3 separate regions of the Homo sapiens genome follow, and all the other regions are linked to region 1. A link is an interaction called in ENCODE POLR2A ChIA-PET data of the cell type or tissue named here. Cell type or tissue: GM12878. All regions are shown on one strand.

Region 1 (5,000 bases):
GGGGGCACTGTGAGGACGGGGGTCTCAGAATCCTTCCCTTGACTTTCGATGGGTGGGGAAGGCCAGGGGAGGAAGGGGGCTTATTCAGGCTGGGTGCCCACCCGGGTCAACCCCTCCGCATGCCTCTGGGCCTCTTCTGTTGTGGGCTTGTGGGTTCCCGAGAAATAGGGCCACAGATGGCACTGACGGTCCCAGCCAGTCCCAGAAAGAAGCGATGGGAAAGCATTGGTGAGAATCAACCCATCCCCAGGGCTCTGTCCCTTGGATGGAGGTCTCCCTTTCACTTCTTTCCAGGCATAGAAAACAGTTTGCGGCTCCTCAAAAAGTTACGTGTAGAGTGACCCTGTGATCCAGCCATTCTGCTCCTGAGTATACACCTGAGAAAACTGAAGGCAGACACTCAAATGGATACTTATGTTTATTTTATTTTTTGAGATGGAGTCTCACTCTTGTCCAGGCTGGAGTGCAGTGGCGCGATCTCAGCTCATTGCAACCTCCACCTCCTGGGTTCAAGTGATTCTCCTGCCTCAGCCTCCCGAGTAGCTGAGATTACAGGCACCCACCACCATGCCCGGCTAATTTTTGTATTTTAGTAGAGAGAGGGTTGCACCGTGTTGGTCAGGCTGGTCTCAAACTCCTGACCTCAAATGATCTGCCCACCTCAGCCTCCCAAAGCGCTGGGATTCCAGGCATGAGCCACTGTGCCTGACCTCAAACAGATACTTATACACCCATGTTCATAGCAGCACGGTTCACAATTACCATAAAAAGCGATTTTTAATTCAACCATAAAAAGGAACGAGGCTCTGATCCATGCTACAGGGTGGATGAACCTTGAAAACATGATACTGAGTGAGAGAAGCCAGACACAGAAGGTCACATAGTGCACGATTCCATTTATATGAAATGTCCAGAATAGGCAAATTCATAGCCAGAAAACAGATTGGTGGTTGCCAGGGGCTGGGGAGGAGGAATGAGGAATGAGTGGTAATGAGGACGGGGTTTCCTTTTGCGGTGTTGAAAACATTCTGGAACTAGATAGAGGTGATGGTTGCTCAACGTAGTGAATGTACTAAATGGCGCTGAACCATGCACTTTAAAAGGGTCTATTTTATGTCATGTCAATCTCACCTCCATAAAAAAAAAAAACAAAAACAAAAAAAAAAAACAGGCCGGGTGCAGTGGCTCATGCCTGTATTCCCAGCACTTTGGGAGACCGAGGCAGGAAGATTGCTTGAGTCCAGCAGTTCAAGAGCAGCCTGGGCTACATATCGAGACCTCATCTCTACAAAAACTCCACAAATTAGCTGGGCATGGTAGTGTGCACCTGTAGTCTCAGCAACTTGGGAGGCAGAGGTGGGAGGATCACTTGAGCCTAGGAGGCAGAGGTGGCAGTGAGCCGAAATCGCACCACTGCACTGCAGCCAGGGTGACAGAGTGAGACTCTGTCTCAAAAAAATAAAATAAAATAAATACATAAATAAAATAGACCAGGCATGGTGGCTTATGCTTGTAATCCTAGCACTTTGGAAGGCTGAGGTAGGTGGATTACTTGAGGTCAGGCGTTTGAGACCAGTCTGGCCAACATGGTGAAATCCTGCCTCTACTAAAAGTGCAAAAATTAGCCGGGCATGGTGGCGCATGCCTGTAATCCCAGCTACTCAGGAGGCTGAGGCAGGAGAATTGCTTGAACCTGGGAGGCAGAGAGGTTGCAGTGAGCCGAGATGACGCCACTGCTCTCCAGCTTGGGCGACAGAGCGAAACTCTGTCTCAAAAAAAAAAAAAAAAAAAAAAAGAAGTCTGAGTTTTTCACAGCTATATCTCTGACACCTCTAAACACTTCAGTCGTCGCTTTCGGTTTTTAATTTCCTTCCCCATTTTTTTTCTTTACTTTTTTATAATGAGACAGGGGTCTCATTATGTTGCCCAGGCTGGTCTTGGACTCCTGAGCTCTAGCGATCCTCCCGCCTCTGCCTCCCAAACTGTTGGGATTACAGGCGTGAGCCACTGCGCCTGGCCTATTTCTTTCCCTTTTTGTCTCCTTTCAATTTTTTTTTTTAAACAAAAAGAGCAGTCTCTTTGATCCAGAGCTTCACTGGAGGGTGAGGCTGTGGATCCCAGGGTCCTGCGAGTGAGCGACTCATTATATTCTACGCCTGGGCACCTCCCTCTCCCTACCCTAGTCCCGGCTCTTGAGGCTTCAACCAGGCGACAGCAGGAAGCAAGTTTAATTTCACCCCCACCCCTACAAATATAGGTCCTTTTGCTGTTGCTTTCTACTTATGGAAATGGCCCTGGTTTCCTTTTGTTTCCTTTTGTGGTGGTGGCATAAAAGTTCCTTCCCAAATAAATTCATTTAAGTTTTTTTTTTTTTTTTAAAGGAAAAGCAAGTTGATTGAAGGAAAAATCTGTGGTCCGGGGAGATGTTCCAAATCCTGGAGGTGGAGAGGAATGAATGACGTTTGTGGCTTGCAGATCAACTCCCCGCAGCGGGCGTGACGTTGTCACAGCCAAAATTGTCCTCCACGCGCTGCTACGGTGAGTCAGGGGGAGAGGGGCCCCTCTGGGCAGACGGCAAAAGCCATTTTTGAGTGTACAAGGAGGCATTTTTCTGACAGCATTTCCTGTCGGTACCCTCCTATCTAGGGGCAAAAGTGTCACTGGGGCTTTCTGGGGCCTTTGGTGTGGGTCTTAGTGACAAAGTTCAGTGGCAATCTGGCATTCCCCTAGTGGAATTGTCACTCCCACGACAGCCTCTCATGCCCAGCTTCTGTCCGGCCCGAGGAGCCAGCTCTGGGCTGCCTGCTATCCACGAGGTCAGGCGGCCCTGACATTGGCAAGGAGATTGACACCCACACTCTGTGCTTCCTTTGAAACAGAGTTGTTAAAATTCCAGGCCAGACAAATGTCCAATAGGCCTATGAAAAGATACTCAAAGTCACCAATCATTAGGGAAATGCAAATCAAAACCACAGGCCAGGTGCGGTGGCTCACGCCTGTAATTCCAGCACTTTGGGAGGCCGAGGTGGGAGGATCACTTGAGGCCAGGAGTTTGAGACCAGCCTGGGCAACATAGCAAGACTCCATCTCTATAAATAAATGAATAAACAAATAAAAACCACAGTGAGATACTACCTAACACCCATTAGGATGGCTACTATCAAAAAAACAGAAAATAGGTTAGAAGTGGTAGCTCACAACTGTTATCCCAATGCTTTGGGAGGCCAAGGAGAGAGGATCAGTTGGGCCAGGAGTTCAAGACCAGCCTGGGCAACAAAGGAAGACTTCATTTCTAAAAATATTTAAAAATTAGCTGAGCATGGTGGCATGCACCTGTAGTCCCAACTACTTGGGAGGCCGAGGCAAGAGGATCGCTTGATCCCAGGAGGTCAAGGCTGCAGTGAGCTATGATTGCACCATTGCACTCCAGCCTGGGCAACAGAGTGAGACCCTGTCCAAAAAAAAAAAAAAAAAAAAGCAAAACAAAACAAAACCCCATAAATTGAAACCATTGTGGGCTGCTGGTGACAATGTAAAATGGTGCAGCCACTGTGGAAAACAGTATGGAGAGTCCTAAAAAAATTAAACATAGAGGCCAGGCATGGTGGCTCATGCCTGTAATCCCAGCACTTTGAGAGGCCGAGGTGGGTGGACCATTTGAGGTCAGGAGTTTGAGACCAGCCTGGACAACAATACAAAGATTAGCCGGGTGTGGTGGCAGCTGCCTCTAATCCCAGCTACTCGAGAGGCTGAGGCAGGAGAATCGCTTGAACCCGGGAGGTGGAGGTTGCAGTGAGCGGAGATCGCGCCACTGCACTCCAGCCTGGGTGACAGAGCAAGACTCCATCTCAAAAAAAAAAAAAAAATTAAACATAGAATTGTCATATGATCCATCAATTCTACTTCTGCATAGACACCCGAATTGAAAGCAAAGTTCAAAGAGACATCTGTACACCTATGTTCACGGCAGCATTAGCTAAAATAGCCAAAAGTTGAAAGCAACCAGTCTCCATGGATAGATGAATGGATAAACAAAATGTGGTCTATCTATACAGTGGAATATTACTCAGCCTTAAAGAGGAAGGAAATTCTCGTACATATAACATGAATGCACCCTGAGGGCATTATGCTAAGTGAAATAAACCTGCCACAAAAGAACAAATACCGTATGATCACATTTACAGGAAGTAACTAAACTTGTCAAATTCATAGAAACAGAAAGTAGAATTGTGGTTTCCAGGAACTGGAGGGAGGAGGAACGGGGAGTTGTTTTGTGGATACAGTTTTAGTTTTGCAAGATGAAAAAGTTCTGGAGATGAATGATGGTGTCAGTGGCAACTATGAGAATTTATTTTTTCTGGTTTTTGTTTTGTTTTGTTTTGAGACGGGGTCTTACTCTGTTGCCCAGGCCGCAGTGCAGTGGCACAATCTGGGCTCACTGCAACCTCTGCCTCCTGGGTTCAAGTGATTCTCGTGCCTCAGCCTCCCAAGTAGCTGGGATTACAGGTGTGCACAACCATTCCTGGCTAATTTTTGTATTTTTAGTACAGCCAGGGTGTCACCATGTTGGCCAGGCTGGTCTCAAACTCCTGATCTCAGATGATCTGCCCACCTCAGCCTCCCAAAGTGCTGGGATTACACGTGTGAGCCACTGTGCCCAACTGAGAATTTTCTTTTCTTTTTGAGACTGAGTCTCACTCTGTTGCCCAGGCCGGAGTACAGTGGCTCAATCTTGGCTCTCTGCAACCTCTGTCTCCTGGGTTCAAGTGATTCTCTTGTCTCAGCCTCCCAGTAGCTGGGACTACAGGTTCACACCACCGTGCCTGGCCAATTTTTGTATTTTTAGGACAGACGGGGTTTCACCATATTGGTCAGGCTGGTCTTGAACTTCTGACTTCAAGTGATCTGTCCATCTCAGCCTCCCAAAGTGCTGGGATTACAGGCATGAGCCCCCACGCCCGGCCTGACAATTTTCTTAATGTAACTGAACTGTACACTTA
Region 2 (5,000 bases), 170 kb after region 1:
GCCTGCCCAGGGGAGCCCTTTCTCCTGGGGGGCCTTGGAGGACCCTGTGGGCACGTTGGGGAGGAGCCTACAGGCGCCTCAGCTGCACGGGAGTGTGTTTGCATCCAGCAGTTTGGGCTCCTGGCGGGTGGCCTCTCCACCTGCATGTGAGGCTGTGTGACGCTTGCATCTCGGGGCGTCTGCGTCCTCCCTACCCTGCCAGGCTGGTGGCAGAGCATGTGTTGCTTCAGCCCCAGCGCAGGCATCTCGGTGGGGAGGGTGGCAGTGGGTGCCCCTCAAGAGGAACGGGAGGAGTGGGAGCACTGCCATCCCCGCCAGAGCATCGTCTTTGCCCTCCACCCCCTCCTTTCTCCCTGGCGAGACATGTGGCCAAGGACACACAAGGCTCTCGTTTCTGTGTGGGTTCCTCTCACGGATCTGATTTCCAGATGCCAGACACTTCCCCTCCTCCAGCCCCTCTGTGGGGAGGCAGGGGGAGGGGCTCCTGAGGCGGGGGTTCCCTGGGTCTGAAACCCTGACCCCAGTGACCCTGAAGGTGCCGTGGCAAGACAGACAGCTCCTCCCAGGCTGGGTTTGGGGCAAAGTGGTTGCTATTGGGCACCCTGATGGAAGGGGAGAGACGGGTCCTGGAGTGAGGTGGGAGGCCAAGTAGAAACATGGAGGGGGTCCCGGTGTCCCCAGAATCCAGATGTCTGTCTGTCTGTCTGCACCTGTGCATAGGTGTCCTCTGCCTGTGTGGCCTGGATGGTGATCTAGCCAAGGGTGCATGTGGCCACGTGACCATCAGACTCATCCGGTGTTCATAAAGGTCCCTCCTGTGCTGGTGTTTGTGTTTTGCAGAGGGGGTGGTCATGCTGGGGGAGGCAGGGCTGCAAGAAGGAGTAGCTGTCTGTGTGCACACATGGGGCTGTCTGCATCTTTTGTGCACCTGCAGTTGTGTGCTCAGGACTTCTTGGAGCAAGGCTGGGTGCACCTTGTCATGCAATCTGCACACACTTGCCTCCCCACCCAGCACCATGCAGGGGGCGCCATGGGGGGTGGTGGCCATGTCCTGTCCTCATGGAGCTCACACTCTAGCAACACATATGGGGTTTCCATCAAAGCTCTCCTATCAGCTGGGCGTGGTGGCTCATACCTGTAATCCCAGCACTTTGGGAGGCTGAGGCGGGTGGATCACCTGAGGTCAGGGGCTCGAGACCAGCCTGGCCAACATGGTGAAACCCCATCTCTACTACAAGTACAGAAATTAGCCAGGCGTGGTGGTGTGCACCTGTAGTCCCAGCTACCAGGGAGGCTGAGGCGGGAGGATTGCTTGAATCCAGGAGGCGGAGGTTGCAGCGAGCCGAGATTGTGCCACTGCACTCCAGCGTGGGCGACAGAGCGAGACTCATTCTCAATAAAAAAAAAAAACCCAAAACAAAAAAGCAAAACTCTCCTGTCATGTGAGTTGGGGAGAAGGCATGTGTGTCTTCTTTTCGAGGGTAGCCCCAAACTCTGACTGCAGTAGCCCACAGGCTTGGACTGTCCTGGGGTCTGGCCCTTCATGGTCTTTCTGGGCCATCTCCTCCCTCCTCGTTGCTCGTCCAGTGTGCTAAGTGTGATCCTACCCCGGGGCGTTTGCACTGGCTGTTCTGCCACGGAGGACCCTTCCCCAGATATTTTCGAGGCTTTTTCTCCCCCACCCTCTTGAAATATCACCTCCCCAGTAACGTTTACTCCCAGGCACCTTCTGCAAAGTCTCAGCTTCCCACACCCCTCCTGATGTTCAGTACAGCGGACGGCTTTTCACATAGTCTGTAATTTCCTGATGTTCTGCGCTTGTTTGTTTACTGTCTGTGTCTGTGAGGAGGATCCAAGCGCGCGAGGATGTTGTGATTTGCTTTGCTTTGGGAATCCCAGGTGTCAACAGTCATCACTGGCCCACAGTGTGCGTTCAAGAAGTCTTACCTGACCCAGGTGTGGTGACTCACACCTGTAAACCCAGAATGTTGGGAAGCCGAGGTGGGAGGATTGCTTGAGGACAAGAATTTGAGATCAGCCTGGGCAACATAGCAAGACTCGTTTCTAAAATTTTTTTTTTAATAGTTGGGCATCGTGAATATGTACCTGTAGTCTCAGCTGCTCAGGAGGCTGAGGTGGGAGGATGGCTTGAGCCCAGAGGTTTGAGGCTGCAGTGAGCTATGATTGCACAAGTGCACTCCAGCCTGGGCGACGAAGCAGGATCCTGACTCTTAAAAAAAAAAAAAAATGCCCCTGCCTTCACTGTCTCCTGTTCCAAAATTTGGGGGGAGATAAAAATTCAATAAATAGATGCCCAGGCCAAAAATAACCTTGCCCCCCCCCACCCCGCCAAAAAAAAAAAACAAAAAAACTCAGAATAGCCAGTGCCCCTCCCTCAGAGGCTAAAAATACCCTGCAGGTCACAAATGATCAGGTCAGGAAGCCAGATGGATTCTCCTTCTTATCCCTTGAGGAGGTGAGGGGTCCGGGGCTGGCTTTCCCAGACAGGATTTCCTAGACGATTTCCATTACTCCTGACTTCGGCACTGCATCATTCTCTGTGGGAGGCTGTCCTCTGTACTATAGGATGCTCAGAGGCCACCCTAGCCTCTTCCCGATGGATGTCAGTGACACCTCCAGCCCCACAGTCGTAACACCTCAGAAAGTCTCCAGACATTGCTAAACATACTGGGATCAGGGGCAGAATTGTCCTGGGTTGGCAGTGATGGCTGTAGAGTAGAGGTTGCCAGTGGGAAAAAGTGGCCCACGCCTGTAATCCCAGCACTTTGGGAGGCTGAGGCAGGAGGATCACTTGAGTCCAGGAGTTCAAGACCAGCCTGGGCGACAAAGCGAGACCCCCTTCTTTACAGAATACAAAATTTAAAAATTAGTTGGGCATGGTGCCGCACGCCTGTCGTCCCAGCTACCCGGGAGGCTGAGGCAGGAGGATCACTTGAGCTGGGAGGTCAAGGCTGCAGTGAGCTGTGATCGCGCCACTGCATTCCAGCCTGGGCAACAGAGCAAGACCCTGTCTCAAAAAAATATATACGTAAATAAAATAGAGTAGAGGTTGGCTGACTTTTCTGTAGAAAGCCCGATGGTAAATCCTGCAAGCTTTGCGGGCCGCAGACGGGTTCTGTGGCCTGTTCTCTTTTCTCTTCTTCTCTTCAGTCCTTTAAAAATGTAAACACCATTCTTAGCTCACCAGCTGTACAAAGGCAGGCGGGGGCCTGACCATGGTTGGCCGACCCTGCCCCAGAACGCCCCCTAGTGGCTTCTGGGAGTGAAGGCTGGGCAGAGGGGCGGCCCCATTTGGGGAGCAGTTGTGTGTTTAAAGTACAAGGCGAGTCCTGCACAGTCTGTTCCCGGCACCTCCCTGCTCTCACCTCCTCCCACTCTCCTCACCAGCTCACAACCCGCTTCCTCGATGCAGCTGCCACCGTTATTCAAACATATAGGCACGGTCCAGCCCCAGGGCCTTTGCACGGGCTGTGACCCTGCCCAGGATGCTCTTCTAACTCTCCTGAACTGAACACCTGCGTGCTCCTCTCTCAAATTCACAGGGGTTTGCTGAAATGTCATCTTCTCCAGGGGAGATGGCCTTTCCTGATCATCCTGTTGAAAATTGCAACAGCCGGGCACAGTGGCTCATGCCTGTAATCCCAGCACTTTGGAAGGCCGAGGTGGGTGGATCACCTGAGATCAGGAGATCGAGACCAGCCTGACCAACATGGTGAAACCCTGTCTCTACTAAAAATACAAAAATTAGCTGGGTGTGGTGGTGAGTGCCTGTAGTCCCAGCTAATCAGGAGTCTGAGTCAGGAGAATCGCTTGAACCTGGGAGGCAGAGGTTGCAGTGAGCCAAGATCACGCCATTGCACTCCAGCCTGGATGACAGAGCAAGACTCTGTCTCAAATAAATAAATAAAATAAAATAAAATTGCAACAGCCGGGCACAGTAGCTCGTGCCTGTAATCCCAGCACTTTGGGAGGATGAGGCGGGAGGATCGCTTGAGTTTGAGACCAGCCTGGGAAACATAACGAGGCCCCCATTTCTACAAAAAAATTAAAAATTAGCTGGGCACGGTGGCACACGCCCTGTGGTCCCAGCTACTTGGGAGGCTGAGGCAGGAGGATCCCTTGAGCTCAGAGGCTGTGGTGAGCTATGATCCCACCACTGCACTCCAACCTGGGCAACAGAGTAAGACCCTGTCTCTAAAAATACGATTAAAAAAAAAAACACACACACTCCCAAACCCACACACACTCATAGCCACTTTTCCTGGCTTTATCTTCTTTCACAACACTGGTACGCTATAGAATCGACTTTTTTGTACCCAGCCCCTCAGTGTCTGGCACATAGAAGATGCTCCAAAAAAGATGTGTGGAATTGCCGAAAATTATTTCTAACCCCCACAGCCACCCTGGGAGGCTCTCGTTCCCCAGCTCCCCCGTGGAGAGACAGAATTGAGAGGAGTGACGTGGGTGTCCTGTCGTGCTGACATGACGGCGCACAGCCTGGATTTGAACCTGCAACTTAAGGGCGCTATGCCGGAGGCCTCTTCTCTCCTGCCCTGCTAGGCACCATGCCCCTGTCTCCTGGTCTTACCCTGCCCCTTACCTGCCAGCATCTGATGAGGCAGGGGGATCCCGCCTCTGTGCCCTCTGCTCGGGCCCTAGCTTCTAGAACTCTTTTCAGCTCTGCTCTGCTGAGCTCAGAGTGCAAAGGTTGGGGCTGGACAGTGAACACTTTGGAGTGGAAACAGACCACAGGCCACTGTGGTGTGGACGTGCCATGATGGTGAGCGCAACAGAGTTGCAAGTCAGGGAAGGCTTCCCGGAGGAGGGGGCTTCCCAGCTGCAACCTGGAGGGGGAGGAGGGGTATGGTGGAGGGGAAGGAGCATCTGTGAGAGAGAGGGGCTGCCCTGAGGTCAGACAGAAGATGGTGGCTCAAAGGGGAGGAAGGAGAAATGTTTCACAACTGCATGTGGAGAGAAGC
Region 3 (5,000 bases), 380 kb after region 1:
GGTGGTGGGCGCCGTAATCCCAGCTACTTGGGAGGCTGAGGCAGGAGAATCGCTTGAACCCAGGAGGTGGAGGTTGCAGTGAGCCAAGACTGCACCATTGCACTCCAGCCTGGGCAACAAGAGTGAAACTCCGTCTCAAAAACAAAAAAACAAAAACAAAATGCAAAAATGCTCCACACACCCTGTGCCCCTACTAGCAAATGTCAAGCCCCTTCAACTCTGGCCTGCCAGCCTCCCAGCCTCGCCCACTTCCACCCATCCCCTCACATACCTGGTCCAGCCCCTCTTGCCTTCCTACAGCTCCACAAACCCGCCAGGCTCAGTCCTGCCTCCTGACCTTTGCACTCTCGGTACCCTCTGCCAGGAGCACTCCCTGCCCCAGACCCTCTGGGAGCTTGCCTCTTGTCTCCCTTAGGTCGCTGCTCAGACACTACCTTTCTGACTCCACACCTCCCTGCCCCTACCCCCATTGCTCACTCTCTGTCTTCTTGTTTGTTTGTTTTTGAGACAAAGTCTCGCTGTGTCACCCAGGCCGGATGCAGTGGTGCGATCTCAGTTCACTGCAACCTCTGCCTCCTGGGTTCAAGCGATTCTCCTGCCTCAGCCTCCCGAGTAGCTGGGATTACAGGGGCGCACCACCACACCAGGGTAATTTTTGTATTTTTTGGTAGAGATGGCGTTTTGCCATGTTGGCCAGGCTGGTCTCAAACTTCTTACCTCAAGTAATCTGCCTGCCTCGGCCTCCCAAAGTGCTGGGATTATAGGTGTGAGCCACTGCGCCCCGCTGGTCTTCTTAACACTTAACACTACTTGAAGTTACAATAATGGGATGGTGGGGGTGCCCACCTGCAGGCAGGGCTCTGTCAGTGCTCAGTCTCTGTGGAATGACTGAGGAGCACCAGCCTGACCCAGAACAGCCTAGAGGAGCACCTAGCACAGCCATCATGTCCCATCAGCTCCTGCATGGCTGACTGTTTGCAGGAGGCCTCGCATGTCACCAGTGGATGGCTCTGCTTGGCGCCCAGAGTGTCTGATGGGTCCTGATCCACGCCCTGGGTGTGGGTCTTACCTGCTTCAGGGTCCAGGCTCCCTAGAGCCAGGGTCTGGAGTGGGCACACAGCTCCAGGCTCCACCACTCCCCAAGTCCTTCCACTCTTGACCTTGGCTTCTCCAGCTCTTCCCGCACTCCCTCAGGGGGGCCCTGGTGCTTCAAAGTCAAGACCAAGTCCCCGCACTTTGGGAGGCTGAGGCAGGCGGATCACCTGAGGTCAGGAGTTCAAGACCAGCCTGGCCAACATGATGAAACCCCGTCTCTAATAAAAATACAAAAATTAGCCCGGCGTGTTGGCGTGTGCCTGTAGCACCAGCTACTGGGGAGGCTGGGGCAGGAGAATCGCTCGAACCTGGGAGGTGGAGGTTGCAGTGAGTCGAGATCATGTCATTGCGCTCCAGCCTGAGTAACAGAGCAAGACTCTGTCTCAAAAAAAAAAAAAAAAAAAAGAGCAAGAAGTCAAGAGCAAGTCAAGAGCAAGGCATGGTCTTTGGGTCAGACAGAGCTAGGCCGGACTCTAAGTAGCTGTTAGGCATGGGGAGGTGGCCTCTGTCTCCCCCATCTTGGTAGTGTTCCCAGGAGGGTACTCTGTACCCATGAGGGCAGGCTGTAGCAACCCTGCTGTCCACAGAACTCTCTGGGGCTCACTTTGGTCAGGCGGTAGCTTAGTCGCCTTTCACAGTGGTCCCAGGGAATTTCATTTCCCTGCCACTCCACATTCTGGCAGGTGCCAGCCTGTCCCCAGAAGGGTCACTGGGCAATGCTTCCTGGATTTGTTCTGAGGAAGAGGAGGTTGGCTTGTGCCCTGCCAGCTGTCCCCTCCCCCACCCCTTGCAGTAACTCCCCAGCCTTCCTCCCTGACCCTCTGCCAGGTTAGCGTCCTTCCTCATCTAAGGGTGGCCGGGGCCACGTGAGCGCCGGGGAAGCAGGAGTAACTGACACCAGTGAAGGCTGCCACAAGGCACCTAGGACTTCTCCCAAGCCAGGAGCAATCGGAGCTGACCAGGGACCCAGGGAGGTGGCAGGGAAGAGGAAGGGAGGGGCCTGGACCCAGACTTGGAGCCTGGGGCTGGACACCAGCCGACACCAAACCAGACACAGCTCACCCAGCCCCGGTCCCTGCCTGCCCTGCCTAAAGGTGACTTTGGAGGTGGTAGGAAGGAAGATCAAGTTTCCCTGGTCAGGAACAATACTAGATCCATAAATCCCTGTCCTCAGAGGCCATCAGACTCTCCCAGAACCCAAGGCGGAAGGAGAGTGCTGTGGGCTCTGGCAGCCACTCCTGGGAAGGTGAAACCGAGCCGGCCTGCAGGGAACAGGGGCCGCCCCGAAGGAGGGGCCGAGTCCGGCCCTTCTTCCCTGCTTCTCTCTCACTTGGAGTTCTAGGGGGGCCAAGAAGACTTGTGTCCAGACAGAGAAGTGGAGTGTGTTTGTCAGCATTCCCAAGCACAGATGGGGAAACTGAGGTTGGAGCAGACAAGGGATAGAGGACACTGGGGGCAGCAGGGGCCCCTCCAGGAGCCCCTGACTGACATCATCCCAGGGAGCCCAGGGGCAGGAGGCAGAGGGTCAGGTGGCCCCATCTGTCTATGGGGAAGGGGGCCAGGCCCCCAGGGTGGATGCCAGGAGTCCAGCCTCTAGGGCCTCCCCTGGGCTCCCCCAAGTAGCTCATTTAAGGTTTGAGTAGGTCTAGATGGGGAAGTGCGGGGCCCGGGGAGGATGGGTGCCCACTTGTCAGAGTCATTCCACTGCTCAGAGATGTTAATGTGTCAGATTCAGAGACAGGAAATCGGCCGCCGTTTCCTGAGACAGTGGGGGCCTCCCTGGCCTCCTGCGCATGCCCAGAGTGGCGATCTCCGGCAGATAGATGCAGACGCTCGCTCGCAGACTCAGTGCCACCCCCCACTTCCCCTCCTGGCTTCTCCTCCCTGAAACACAGCGAGGGCCAGACCCAGTGGTGGAGGGGCCCTGCCCCGGCCGCAGGCAGACAGGGATGGCTGCACAGGAAGCCCTCATCCGCATGAGTCACTCAGGCTCACCTGTTAGCCTCGTGGCGCATCCCCTGGCGCCCTCCTGGGCTGGCAGGCGGGGTCCCAGCCTTGAGGGCTACCCCAGAGGCAGGAGACGGGCAAGGCTGCTTCCTGGAGACAGCCACCTGGTCTCAGCAGGTCCCCAGGCCTCCTCCTGCTGTAGGTCCTGCTCAGCGACCAGCCCCTGAGCCCTGGAGAGGGTGGGGGGCCAGCCCCCCACTCCCTGCCCACCTTGAGCTTCCTGGGTGAGACACCATCCCTTAGGCTGGGCCTGAGTCCTTGGACCCCACGGACCCAGGTGTGCAGTGCCGGTCACATGACTCGGGGCTGTCTCGGGTTTCTCCCAGGAGGGGCCCTCTCAGCAAGGGCCTCCTCCCTTATGGCTCAGGGCTGGGAAGCCTAAAGCAGATGCCAGGGAAGATTCCAGCAAAACACAGGGATTAGGGCCTGTGGAATTGGCTGCACAGGTAGCTGGTCAGGCAGGCATGGGATTGACCAAATGCCCCACAGCCCACATGCGGCTACGCGGAGGCCTCCCCCAACACCTCCCACATCTGGCAACCCCCGCCCCCAACACACACTCCTGCGCTCTGCCCTTGACTTGGCCTTTGCATCTGCCCTGAATAGCCCTCCTGCCCTGTCCAGGCCCCTCTCCCTCCTGTGCCCTGCCTGGACAGCCGAGACCCAGTCTGGATACTTCAGACTTTGAGGGGTCCCCGTAGACCCCCAGCTTACTTTCCTTCCTGTGCCCATATACCCAAGTTCACACATCACTGCCCTTGGGGCGCAGCCCAGGCAGAACCAGTGACTCCGGTTCCATATGTGGTATGAGGTTCGTGTGGGCCCAGAGGGGAACCTGCGTCATGGCCTGCACGGTGGATGGTGCATTTGACCTTGGACAGATCACTTCCTTGCTTCTGGTCTCTGTTGCCTTGTCTGAAAATGGGTAATAAAAGCTCTTACTGTCAGCCAGGTGCAGTGGCTCATGCCTGTAATCCCAGCACTTTGAGAGACCGAGGCGGGCGGATCACTTGAAGCCAGGAGTTCAAGAGCAGCCTGGCCAACATGGCAAAACCCCGTCTCTACTAAAACCACAAAAATTAGCTGGGCGTGGTGGCGGGTGCCTGCAGTCCTAGCTACTCAGTGGGTTGAGGCAGGAGAATCACTTGAACCGGGAGGCGGAGATTTCAGTGAGCAGAGATTGCGCCACTGCACTCCAGCCTGGGCAACTGTGAGACCCTGTCTCAAAAAAAAAAAAAAATCCCGGAAAGCTCTTACTGTCAGCCAGGCACAGTGGCTCACGCCGGTAATTCCGGCACTTCGGGAGATGGAAGCAGGTGGATTGCTTGAGTCCAAGAGTTCGAGACCAGCCTGGGCAATATAGCAAGACCCCAGTCCCTATTAAAAATACAAAAATTAGCCGGACATGGTGGTGCATGCGTGTAGTCCCAGCTACTTGGGAGGCTGAGGCAGGATAATTGCTTGAACCCCAGGGGACAGAGGTTGCAGTGAGCCAAGATCGTGCTACTGCACTCCAGCCTGGGTGACAGAGCGAAACCCTGTCTCAAAAAAACAAAAAAGCTCTATCTCTGGCTGTCCAGAGTCTAACATAACACCTAGTGTGCCAGAAGCAACACTAGTGTCTGCAGTGATAACTCCTTGCCCGTGGCCCTTCAGTCCTGCCGGGGGTCGGATAAACCCCTCTAAATCCCCAAGAAAGGTGGGCCTGGGACCTTGGCTCCTTGATGGTGGAGGAAGGGCAGGTACATGTCCACCCCCAGCCCCACCTCGGCCTCTGGAGCTGCTGGGGGTATGCCAGGTCACATGGAGGGGATGGGATGGATGGTGTCCCAGCTGGGGTGAGGGTCTTCTAGCCAGCGCCTCTTGGGAACACTCGCCTCTACCCCCAGCACCCCTGC

What was found. ChIA-PET counts read pairs that join two places held together with the same protein. Peaks named below come from ENCODE experiments on the same cell type or tissue, not always from the same donor. Only the 100,000 strongest peaks of a DNase experiment are listed, where the experiment ranks them.
Region 2: POLR2A ChIA-PET joins it to region 1 with 7 read pairs; 5 of 35 experiments call an interaction of 5 or more read pairs at or near these places.
Region 3: POLR2A ChIA-PET joins it to region 1 with 6 read pairs; 2 of 35 experiments call an interaction of 5 or more read pairs at or near these places.

Annotation. Positions count from the first base shown.
Region 1 is chr19:14,367,481-14,372,480 of GRCh38, reverse strand. No RefSeq gene overlaps it. Among named protein-coding and RNA genes, the nearest start is that of LINC01841, 6.0 kb to the right of the region's middle. RefSeq lists an enhancer at 1,619-1,688. In GM12878, no CTCF peak of the experiment used is centred here; a DNase peak (open chromatin) is centred at 2,620; H3K4me3 peaks cover 1,101 bases; H3K27ac peaks cover 3,808 bases.
Region 2 is chr19:14,198,666-14,203,665 of GRCh38, reverse strand. All of the region lies in intron 1 of ADGRL1 (adhesion G protein-coupled receptor L1), which reads left to right. Among named protein-coding and RNA genes, the nearest start is that of ADGRL1, 5.0 kb to the left of the region's middle. In GM12878, a CTCF peak has its summit at 3,280 (motif pointing left); no DNase peak of the experiment used is centred here.
Region 3 is chr19:13,984,525-13,989,524 of GRCh38, reverse strand. All of the region lies in intron 2 of RFX1 (regulatory factor X1), which reads left to right. Among named protein-coding and RNA genes, the nearest start is that of RFX1, 19 kb to the left of the region's middle. RefSeq lists enhancers at 1,611-2,501, 3,317-3,366, 3,393-4,284. In GM12878, no CTCF peak of the experiment used is centred here; a DNase peak (open chromatin) is centred at 2,914; H3K4me3 peaks cover 1,300 bases; H3K27ac peaks cover 2,568 bases.